Regions from separate parts of the Homo sapiens genome. Here region 1 is linked to region 2. The links are chromatin contacts, found by Hi-C or POLR2A ChIA-PET in ENCODE. All regions are on one chromosome and are shown on one strand. Each heading gives the region's core, a stretch centred on a gene start or an enhancer-like site at or near the end of the contact. The rest is flanking DNA. Distances are from core to core; before and after follow the strand shown. Region 1 holds the start of LINC02577 (long intergenic non-protein coding RNA 2577). Region 2 has its middle 39 kb from the start of LINC02577.

What was found. A loop is a pair of places that touch in the nucleus more often than their neighbours do. ChIA-PET counts read pairs that join two places held with the same protein, here RNA polymerase II (POLR2A). Pooled maps may share reads with other maps.
Region 1: a map of Calu3 shows a loop between it and region 2 (4-fold over the local background). The contact joins the promoter of LINC02577 here to the enhancer-like site in region 2. A Hi-C loop is called at or near these places in 5 of 168 maps with a recorded cell type or tissue (Calu3, K562, MCF 10A and 2 more), 1 of 37 single-sample maps with no recorded cell type and 10 of 50 pooled maps. POLR2A ChIA-PET finds 5 or more read pairs at or near these places in 2 of 52 experiments (K562 and PC-9).

What each region holds. Positions count from the first base shown.
Region 1 is chr7:106,772,513-106,778,419 of GRCh38, reverse strand. LINC02577 (long intergenic non-protein coding RNA 2577) reads right to left here and starts at 3,402. Exons shown (of 5, transcript NR_170304.1): 1 at 3,220-3,402. RefSeq lists enhancers at 2,132-3,331, 3,443-3,737.
Region 2 is chr7:106,732,524-106,739,006 of GRCh38, reverse strand. No RefSeq gene overlaps it. Among named protein-coding and RNA genes, the nearest start is that of LINC02577, 39 kb to the left of the region's middle. Within about 2 kb of position 2,331, at least 3 of the 41 ENCODE cell types and tissues checked have a DNase peak (open chromatin) inside an H3K27ac peak, as active enhancers do.

The DNA of each region.
Region 1 (5,907 bases), core at 2,153-4,652, 38 kb before region 2:
GCCCTGCTGGAACTCACAGTCCATTATTAGCAAAACCCAATAGTGTCAACCTTGGCTCTGACTCTTCCAGCACCATCTCACTCTGATGAAAACATGGCTGTCCTCTGGGAACACTGCCTTCTGATTCTGTCGTTATTCTCCTTGTCCCGTGGTGGCTGTGGTTTGCTCCCTCCAGTTGTGCCATGGGGCCTGGAGGTGGGGTGCGTTTCTTTTACACTCCTCATTGCCACTTCTGCATCATTACCTCTTTCTCTTTCCTAAAAGTGTCCTGCATTGAATCTCAGGTCATCAGGTTATGTCACCTGACTTCTCATTTTGTGACATCTGTCATCCTGAAGTCATTCCCCCTGGTTCCTCAGTGTTCCTGCCTCACCATTGCATTCCTCTTCCTGTCTTAACTCTGGGCAAGTTCAACTTACACATGGATTGTCCCTCCATTATCCTGGTCTCTCAGTTCCCTACTGACCTTTCCTCTCACAATCTGGTCCTTCCCCTTTCATCACCGTGATTGCAGACCCTGTCATTTCCCACAGCTGTGTGGCCTCCACGGCTGCAAGGCATGCCGCCCACTCTAGGACCCCTGCTTCCTCTCTTCCTAGCACGCTTCCTCAATCACCCTGTGTGCTAGAACTGTCAAAGCAAAGTGCCACAAATTAGGTGGCTTAAAGAATAGAAATGAATTCTCACACAGTTCTGGAGGTTGGAAGTCTGAGATCAAGGTGTTGATGGAGTTGGTACCATGTAGGGGGCTGCCCCAGGCTGCTGTCCTGGCCTCTGATGAATTGCTGGCAATCCTTGGCTTGTAGACTCATCACTCCAACTTCTGCCTTCGTGTTGACATGGTGTTCTCCCTGTGTGCCTGTCTGCACCCAAATTTCCTATTTTTATAAGGACACCAGTCACACTGGATTAGGACACCCCCTCATCTTAACTAGTCAGGATAAGTAAGGTAACATTCTGAGGTACCAGAGGTTAGGACTTCAACACTTAAATTTTTTTTTGAGGGGGGCATACAATTTAACCCCTAACATGCTCCATCTCCAGCAGTCCTTCCACTCCCATCTTAAATTCATGAACATAAACCCTTAATGCTGCTTGGCAAAGGCAAACATACTCCCTGATATGGTTTGGCCCTGTCCCCACCCAAATCTCATCTTGAATTGTAGCTACCATAATCCCCATGTGTTGTGGGACGGATCTGGTGGGAGGTAATTGCATCTTGAAGACAGGTTTTTCCTGTGCTGTTCTTGTGATAGTGAACAAGTCTCACAAGATCTGACGGTTTTATATAGGGCACTTCCCCTGCACACGCTCTCTTGCCTGCCGCCATGTAAGATGTGCATTTGTTCCTCCTTTGTCTTCTGCCATAATTGTGAGGCCTCCCCAGCCATGTGGAACTGTGAGTCCATTAAGCCTCTTTTTCTTTATAAATTACCCAGTCTCAGGTATTTCTTCATAGCAGTATGAGAATGGACTAATACACTCCCTCCCCTATGTCATCAGTTTTTCCCCTCTTGGCCTCATCATTACTATCACCATATAAAGATGCTCTTATTTCTCTCACATTAATTATATTAAAAACTTTCTTGACCCCACATCCACCTGTAACTCTCCCTCCAGCTCTACTATCTCTGCTGCTCTTCACTGAATGATTCTTCTGGGGTTGTCTATACTTACTGCCTTCAATTCTTCTCCTCCCATTCCCTTCAGTCCCTTCCAATCAAGCTTTTGCCTCCACTACTCCTCTGAAAGTTCTCATGTCAAGGTTAACACAGTTTGTAGTATTAGTGAATTTCTTCTTTCTTTTTTTTATCATGGTTATCCTCGATGAAAAATTGAACTTACTCCCATTTATTGCATGCATTAAGTGATGAGGTTTGCCCAAAGCTCAGGAAAACAACAAGGAGAAGGTGAAATAATGAACAATATATAGATTGGCAGGAAAAATACAGAATGAAAAAATTGTTTAGAATAAGGTAATCCTTTTATAGCATTGGCCACTCTATAGAGATTCGATTTTTAGCATTTACATTTACACATTTTAACCAATTACTTTGCCCACTTGGAGCACGTGGATGCATTTACACTGACCACTCTGTGTCCTTCCAGGTTTTCCCTGGATGGCCTTCTTGATCTCTGGCAATTTGGAATCCCAAGCCCTTTCTGGGATTATTACCTAGCCCCCAGGTCAACCCTCTCTAGGGATCCAGGGTGGAGGAGGGAGGAAGAGGAGGGGGTGGTGGTAAAAGGGGGTAGGAGCAGGAGGATTTAGTGGAACAAAGGGATGAGAGAAAATAGGAAAGAAGAAAAAGCAGCAGACCCAGGCAACATGTGCTGTGGCCATAATAACTGTTTTCTGTACTGTCTGCTGCAACTAAATTTTAAAAACATGCTTACCCTTTTTTTTTTTTTAAATGAACAAACTCCTTCAGAGGGGGTGGATTGTATAGTTTCTGGCATGCTGCAGGGGAGAAAAAGTCCATCTCGATAACTTATAAGCACGCTTTGAATTCAGAACTTTACAATTCTTCAGAAACAACTAATGAAAAAAAGAGTGCTGTTGGGCTGACTGTGAGTCACTTCCCCACCCTATGATTCACTAAGTCACAAATGCTGGACATGCGGACAGGGGAGAAGGACTTTTGATTTTGAGGATTCATGAGCTGATTCAGTACTGTCTTTATGTTTTGATGCTATCCAAGTTCAAGCTTTGAGGTGTTTTGGCATCATAAAGCAGCATCAAGGTAAGGGATCAAAGGATGGGAAAAGCCAGCATGAGTGAAGGTTTGTTAGCTAGAAGCGTCCAATTCTTGCATAATATCAGAAGGCAAGGTTAGGCAGCTACTGATAGCATGGATGCTGAAGAAAGCTGAAGTACTTTCAAATCCAGATAGCTCCAATTGCTTGCTCTCCTATGACTACTCTTAACTGAAATATTTATAGTGACTCAAGAACGACAGCAAAATAAATATCCTTGGGCTCCCCACTGGTCTAAATCCCTTCACAAAAAACCTTGTCACTGGAAACACTGACAAATACTATATGTTTAGAAAACATCATATAAAATATCCAAATAAATAAGCTATACAGTAATTGGTCCTTTAAATTATTTTAAGGAGGTAAAATATTCTAACATCTGAATTTCTACCTGTCAGAGGCTTTTGAACCAGAGCAATTCCATCTTGAATAGGGGGTGGGTAAAATAAGGCTGAGACTTACTGAGCTGCATTCCAGGAGGTTAAGGCATTCCTAGTCACAGGATGAGATAGGAGGTCGGCACAAGATACAGGTCACAAAGACCTTGCTGATAAAACAGCATGCGTAAAGAAGCTGTCCAAAACCCACCAAAACCAAGATGGCGATGAAAGTGACCTCCAGTCGTCTCACTGCTCATTATACACTAATTATATAATGCGCTAACATGCTAAAGACACTCCCGCCAGTGCCATACAGTTTACAAATGCCATGGCAACATCAGGAAGTTACCCTATATGGTCTAAGAAGTCGGCAGGGGCAGAGGCGGGAACCCTCAGTTCCGAGAATTGCCCACCCCTTTCCTGGAGACTCATGAATCATCAACCCCTTGTTTAGCATATAATCAGGAAGTAACAAAAAGTATCATCAGTCGAGCAGCCCATGCCGCTATTCTGCCTATGGAGTAGCCATTCTTTATTCCTTTACTTTCCTGATAAACTTGCTTTCACTTTACTGTATGGACTTGCCTTGAATTCTTTCTTGCGTGAGGTCCAAGAACCCTCTCTTGGGTTCTGAACTGAGACCCCTTTCTGTAACAAAAACATTTAATTACGACGTCATGACATTCTGGAAGGTTTCTTTGGAATGATGTCCTAGTTTGAGCTCCCAGTTTGATAGTACAAGTTGAGTATCCTTAATCAAAAAATCTGAAACCTGAAATGCTCCAAAATTTGAAATTTTTGAGTGCCAACATGGTACTCAAAGGAAATGCTCATTGGAGCATTTCAGATTTTGGATTTTTGAATTAGGGATGCTCAACCAGTAAGTATAATGCAAATATTCCAAAACTGGGAAAAAATCAAAATTGGAAACACTTCTCATCCCAAGCATTTCAGATAAGGGATACTCGCCCTGTAAAACTTGAACATTCTTGTTAGTAGAAAATTAAATGTAATGAATGAGATGAATGTACCTGTATTTGGTTTTTCTGTTTTAAGAAACTAAATGTTCAAAGATTATTAGCATACACTCAATTACAGAGATATTAAATACTAATTGGATTGTGACTCTGATTTTATTTTCATCTAGATTATTTTGATTTACCTATGACATTATTTCATATCATTGCTCATAGGAAGCCTACCTTTTTGCTTGGTAGTGAGTGTGAAGCAGCTGAAAGAAATGGAGATATTTGAGAAACTACCAGCTGGTAACCAATATATACACTTGAGATACATCTATGTATTTTTCAGATTGGAACAGTGAGTGACTATAGGTTCCAAAACAAAATTTGGTGTTAAATCCCCCATGAGTATCTTGTGCGATAGCATATTTTAAGATTGCTGAATTCATGGGGGAAAAAAGCATACTGCTAAACCAAAATGCATGAGTACAGTTGAAAAGTTAAAAAGTTATATTCCTGTTTTTGAAATTTTACCCCAAATTTTGACGACAACAACAACAACAAGACTGCTTGGTTAAGTTTATTAGATTAAAAATATTGCTAAAATCAGGCTAAATATGCATGCAAAGTTCCTTCTGATATGACCTGGCTGAAAAACATTAAAAATCAATAGAATTATAAACTAAATCATGCCTTGAGCTGTGAAAGACGAAATGACCATCACAAGTAAACTGATAGGCATGAGTTCTCAATAGGCAATGACTTACTTATGTTAAAAGATGGAAGAAACATAGATCAGTGTAGTTCAAGCCCTTCACAAATGTTAGAAACCAAGAAATTGAGGTGCACAGTGGTTGCTTGACTTGCCCAAGGTCCCATGACTTGTCAGTGGCAGAGCCAGGCTGGAATTTGACCCTGCATTCCAGGAATGAGCACCTTTATTATACCATGCCAGGCCAGCACCAAAATTCCAGGACTGCTTTTACAAGTGTTACATTTAACCAGGGTTCTTAATTACTAGCTGGTAAGGAATTTGCATAGAACCATATGGATGTAGATCAAAATCATGTGATTAAGTGTTTCACAAGTGGTAAATTACATATATGTGTATATATATATGAATGAGAGAATTAAAATTACTTTAAAAATATATTTAATTTTAAAAAAAGCCTTGGGATCATCTATTGAGATGAAAACAGTAATGTCATGGAAAGATTACCAGATGTCTACAGGAACTGACCTCCCATCTTGCCCTGCCATTCATTGGCTGTGGAATTGCTTCATTTTCCAGTCAACAAAACGGGGATGTTGATGACTGCTGTACCTTCAATAAACACTCTGAGGATAAATAAAATAGAATAAGTGGAGTGTTCCGAGGGTTTCTTACCTTCCTAAAAGAATTAAAATAGGAGACTTAGGCTTTAGACCACAACTTGTTTAACTTATGTTGCTGATGACTACAAGTTTCCTTGCAGTTATGAGTCAGTGATTCTCAGGAATTCCTTTTTGCACCACTTAACCTTTAAACTGTTTTCTTTATTGAACCTTAGATTTAGAAGACTGAGAAATCACCTAGAGATTTCTCCTCTCAGTTCAACTACCCACTCATAGAAATGCTGATACAGAACTTATTCCTGTGCAAGGTAGTTTATTCCGTGGTTGGAAAGCCACAATATAGAAAAATGTTCATGTTATTGAACAAAAATTTATCTCAGTGTAATTTTTTTGTCATTCATTTTTATTTTATTTTTCTATAGGTTATTGGGGTACAGGTGGTATTTGGTTACATGAGTTAAGTTCTTCAGTGG
Region 2 (6,483 bases), core at 1,082-3,581:
GTGAGAACGTATGATGTTTGGTTTTCCATTCCTGAGTTACTTCACTTAGAATAATGGTCTCCAGTTCCATCCAGGTTGCTGCAAATGCCATTATTTTGTTCCTTTTTATGGCTGAGTATATAATATTTTCAGTATTCCATGTATTATACACCATATTTTCTTTATCTGCTCATTAATTGATGGGCATTTGGGCTGGTTCCATATTTTTGCAATTGTGACAAAGTAGCATTTTAAATCAATGAGGACAGGAAGGGACTTTCAATAAATGATGCTGTAACAATTGGCTTATCATTTAGAAAAGTTTTCTGCTTTAGAACACACAACTCCACATGTATTAAGAATATAAATGTGAACAATAAAAATATAGAAAAGATATCTGTGTAAAGAAGTTATTTCTATGCTTAATGGCAAAATTTTAAAAAAATTGAGAGATTTGATTATTTAAAATGAAAACAGTTCTGATCAGCAGATAATCTGCACAAACAAAATCAAGTCAAATGAAAAACTGGAATCATACATTTGGAATACATAATACAGAAGAAGGATTAATATGTTCTACACACACACACATTTTATACATATATATATATATTTTTTTTTTTTTTTTTTTTGAGACAGGGTCTCACTCTGTCACCCAGACTGAAGTGCAGTGGCACAATCTTGGCTCCCTGCAGCCTTGACCTCTTGGGCTCAAGTGATCCACCTTGGTCTCCCAAAGTGTTGGACGTGAGCCACCACACCTAGTATATTCAATATGTTTTTTAAAGCCCTTACAAATCAACAATGTAAAAAAACTTGTGGGGAGCCTGAGGGAATTCGCCCATACAAATAAACACAAATATCCAGTAAACACTCACAAATTGAATTCAACCTTAAATGACAGAAAAATACAAATTAAAACAATTAGAAGGTATGAATTTTTACTTATAGCAAGTATCGTTTAAATGATAATACCCAGTTTTTTTTAATTATACTTTAAGTTTTAGGGTACATGTGCACAATGTGCAGGTTTGTTACATATGTATACATGTGCCATGTTGGTGTGCTGCACCCATTAACTCGTCACTTAGCATTAGGTATATCTCCTAATGCTATCCCTCCCCCTTCCCCCCACCCCACAACAGGCCCTGGTGTGTGATCTTCCCCTTCCTGTGTCCATATGTTCTCATTGTTCAATTCCCACCTATGAGTGAGAAAATGTGGTGTTTGGTTTTTCGTCCTTGCGATAGTTTGCTGAGAATGATGGTTTCCAGCGTCATCCAGATAATAGCCAGTTTTGATAAATATTCAGAGAAATAAAACTTTCTCACTGGACCAACAGGGGTGGATATTAGTACAGTTTTTTTGGAGGACAATGTGATAATGTGTATCAAATGTCTTTAAAACATTCATGTCCTTTGAACACATAGAAATGTACTCCTAATAAACAATTATGAATTATTTGTCTATGAGAATATTCATAATAACACACTAGGAAACAACCAAATGTCGAATAATATGGGAACAGTTAAATACAGCTACCATGTAGCCATGAAAAATGATGTTGGAGAATAACAGCATAGAAGAATGATGTCCACAAGATGGCAGAATAGGAAGTCCCAGCCCTCATTCTTCTACAGAAACACAGATTTAATAATGATGTAAGTAACAAAATACCTTTATGAGAAGACTAATTCTAATTAACAGCTTGCAGTACCCTTGGATAGGCACAAAACCAAGAGCAGCTGTGCTGAAACAGATAACAAAATGAATTTCACTTTATCTACATCAGCCCCTTGCCCAAATCAGCACAGTTCAGTGACTCCTCCTTTGTGGGGAGTGGGGGAGAGTGGGGAAAATGTCCAATGGTTCCCAGCCTTTCAAGATGCTCCCCAAGGGGCTAGTTTAGCACACACAGAGTGTTGAAAAGATTGGTATTGTTACAGTAACTAGACAGGCATGAGCAGGGCAGGAGAAGGCTCTCCCCCAACCCACCAGGAATGTCAGGTGTCCCTCAGGTGATGGTTCGGCAGTTACCACACTGCTTCCCTAAAAATGATAATTTGGCAGCTGTTGCCAAAGGGCTGGTTTATGCTCTGCGTCACAAGGAGTGAAGAAAATGAAATAGTCCAGATTCCTGGGGCAGGTGTTGCTGGCATGGCTCTGAGAGATTGGGATAATGCGCATAACTGAGGCTTCTCCCTTAGGAAAGAAGGGAAAGAAAGGAAACTGTGAAAGAAGCCTTTCACAGTGCTGATTGAGAGGCCAGTTTCGATCTTGCCTCACACAGATCACTGATGGAACAGACACAGTCAAACACCAGAGGGAGCAAGAGATATGGGCTCCTGAAAGAAAAACGCTGAATACCTAGAGCAGCTAGGAATGAGGGCCCTGAATCTCTAGCTGAGTTGATTGATGAAGGCCTTTCCTAATCAAAGCCAGTCTGTAAAGACTGTGAAAAGGGACTGTTTTTTCAGGTGTACAAACACCAATGCAAAGCTACAAGGACATGAAGAATCAGGAAAATGTAACACAATTAATAGAACGAAAGAAATCTCCAGTAACTGATCATAAAGAAATGTAAATTTATGAACTGCCGGACAAAGGATTCAAATAATCGTCTTAAAGAAGCACAGCAAATTGCAAGAGAACACAGATAGACAACTACAAGAAATCAGGAAAATGATACATGAACAAACTAAGAATATCAACAGAAACAGAAATTATGAAGAACCAAACAGAAATTCTGAAGCTGAATATAATAACTGATCTTAAAAATTCACTAAGGGGCTTCAATAGTGGACTTGATCAAGCAGAAAAAAATAATCAGGAAACTAGAAGACAGGTCATTTAAAATTATCCAGCCAGGAGAGCAAAATGAAAAAGAATGGAAACAGTGAATAAAGCCTAAGGGAATTATGGGACACTATAAAGTGAAACAGTTTATGCATTACGGGAATCCCAGAAGGAGAAGAGTGAAAAAAAAAAGAAAGCCTATTTAAAGAAATAATGGCTGAAAACTTCCAAGATCTGGGGAGATAAATAGCCAGATTCATGAAGCTTAAAAAAATCCCAAATTGGATGAACCCTATATACAGAGACATATTATAATCCAATTATCAAAAGCTGAGACAAAGAAAAATTAAAAAACAAGAGAAAAGTGACTCATCATTTACGAGAAGCCCCCATAAGACTGTCAGTGGATTTCTCAGCAGAAACCTTGTGGGTCAGAAGGGAGTGAGGTAATCTATTCAAAGGGCTGAGTGGGGGTAGTGGGGGAAAAACACCCTGCTAGCCAAAAATACATTACCTGTCAAAACTGTCCTTCAGAAATGAGGGAGAAATAAAAAATGTTCCAGACAAACAAAAAATGGAGAAATTCCATTACCACTAGACCTGTCTTACAAGAAATACTAAGTGGAGTTCTTCAAGTTGAAATGAAAGGACACTAAACAGCAATATGAAAGCACACGAAAGTATAAAACTTAGTAGTAAAAGTAAATACATTGACCAACACAGAAAACTGTGGTAATGTAATGTTGGTGGATACATTTAGCTCTAGTATAAAAGTTAAATGAAAAAAGTTTAAAAAATAACTATAAATATGAAAATTTATGGATAGATATACAATATTAAAAGAAGATAGAAGCTGGGTATAGTGGCTCACACCTATAATTCTAACACTTTGGGAGGCTGAAGATTGCTTGAGCCCAGGAGCTGGAGACCAGCCTGGGAAACATGGCAAGACTTTGTCTCTACAAAAGAAACAAAAAAATTAGCTGGGTGTGGTGGCACAGGCCTGTAGTCCCAGCTACTTGGGAGGCTGAAGCAAGATGATCACTTAAGCCCAGGAGGTTGAGGCTGCAGTGAGCCATGTTCAACCTAGGTGACAGAGCAAGATCATGTATCAAAAAAAAAAAAAAAAAAAGATTTAAAGTGTGACATCAATAATATAAAGTGTGTGTGTGAGAGATATAGAGTTTCTGTATACAGTGGAAGACAAGTTATCAGTTTAAAATAGACTACTGTGTTTCATGCAATCAAGGTAACCACAAGGAAAATTCCCATAGTAGACATACACACACAAAAAAGAGAAAGGAATCAATGCAAATCACTATAAAAAGTCAATAAATCACAAAGGTAAACAGAAAAAAGGGAAAGAGAAACAAAAGAAATACAAAACAGAAAGCAATGACAGTAGTAAATCCTTACTTATAAATAACTACTTTAAATATAAATGAATTAAACTCCTAATCAAAAGACATAGAGTGGCTGAGTAGATGAAACAACAAGATCTAACAATGTGCTGTCTACAAGGGACTCACTTTAGAATCAAAGGCACACATAAGCTGAAGGTGAAGAGATGGAAAAAGACATTCCATGCAAACGTAACCAAAAGATAGCAGGCTGGCTATACTTATATCACACAAAATAGACCTTAAGAACTATCACAAGTGACAAAAAAGGTCACTATATAATGATAAAAGGGACAATTCATCAGGAAGATATAACAATTATAAATGTATATGCACTTAACATAAGTGCACCTAAATATATAAAGCATACATTGACAGGTTTGAAAGGAGACATAGCAATACAATAGTAGTGGAGGACTTCAATACCTCACTTTCAACAATAGAACATTCAGACAGAAAATAAATAAGAAAACAGTGCTGCACTGAAACAATACCATGGACCAGATGGATCTTACAGACATACATAGAACATTCTATCCAATAGCAGCAGAACACATTCTTCTCAAGTGTACATAGAACATTCTGCAGGACAGATCACATGTTTGGTTACAAAACAAGTTTCAACAAACTTAAGAAGACTAAAGTCATACCAGGTATCTTTTCTAACCACAATGCAATGAAACTAGAAATCAACAACGTAAGAAGAAATGGAAAATTCTCAAATATGTGATTGTCCCTGGATAACTCCTATTCATCCTACAATGCTCAGTTTAGGAGATGCCCCTTTTGGTTATCTTTCTTCATCCTCCCATGCCCATCTTACCAGTTCTCATAGCTCTTCCTTTCTGTGGAGGGAGCACTTGATAACCTGCACAGCCCTTGATCACAATGCTTATTAAACTATACTGTAATTCAGTTTGCTTAGAATATAAAATCTTTGAGGGCAGGAACTGAGATGATCACTTTTGTATTTGGAGTACCTAGCAAGTGCCAGGTGCTAGAGTTCAATGAATGTTTGCCAAACAAAGGAATCATTCTCAATGTTAAATCCCACATTCCTATTTAATAAGAACTCCAGGTTCATCTTATTTCATTTTTAAATTCTCTCATTATTCCAAACTCAAAATTAATGTTTATGGGGGCCTGAAAGTTCATTTAAACTCGTAAATCAGGCTAGTGTTGGGCCTCAGGTGAAGTAGAGTGTCCCTCTAAAAGCATTCAAATTTTAGAAGTTTTGTTTTTTTATTTTTACTTATGATAAAAATATATAAAATTTATCATCTTAAGTGTACAGTTCAGTAGTATAAAGTATATTCCCATTCTTGTGCAATAGATCTCTAGAACTTTTTCATTTCACAAAACTGAAACTTTATACATGTTAAACAACAATTCCCTATGTTCCCCCTCTTACCAGCCCCTGCCAACCAACATTCTACTTTCTGTATCCATGCATTTGGCTACTTTAGATAACTCATATGTGTGGAATCATACAGTATTTGTCTTTTTATGACTGTCTTAATTCGCTTAGTATAATGTCTTCCAAGTGCATCCATGGTGTAGCACGTGACAGGATTTCCTTCTTTTAAAAGGTGAAATACTATTTCATTTTCTGTATATAACACATTTTGTTAGTCCATTTATCTGTGGATGGACATTCAAGTTGCCTCCACCTCTAGGCTATTGTGAATAATACTGCAAGGAACATGGCCATCCAAGTATCTTTTTGAGATCCTGCTTTGAATTCTTTCGGAAAAATGTGTTTTTTCAAAAACCCATTGCTGGCCAAATAAAATATAGCTTCTAGCCAGAGGCAGACTGTAAGATGCCAATTTACAATTCCTGTTATTTTTAATGTATTTTGTATAATGGGGACAATAGAAAGGCAGTGATAGCCCTGACAAAGAACAGAAAGCTCTGAGTCCAGTAGGATGAGAAGGAGTTATCCAAATGAAGATGTCTAAGGGCAGTTGATACCAGACAAAGTGAGCAGTATTAAGAAGAAAGTATGGGAGCAGACAAATGACTGGAGATGTCTGAATCTCGGCTGAAAGTGATGACAGTGATGAGAGGCAGGATGGTGGTGTTAGTAGTTTGCAAGGTGAATATCATTGAAATTAAATGTCTTTGAGAGTATCATCACTCATATTCCAGGGTCAAAGGAGTCTTTAGGTGGGCAAAGGTGCTAAGCCAGGCATCAAAGCTCCAAAAGAGCAGAGCAGAGCAGAGAGAACAGACACCAACGACAGCAGCAAGCAATTGTGGATGAAATTATCAACTAAGGGAGTTTCACATGGGCATGAGGCGATAA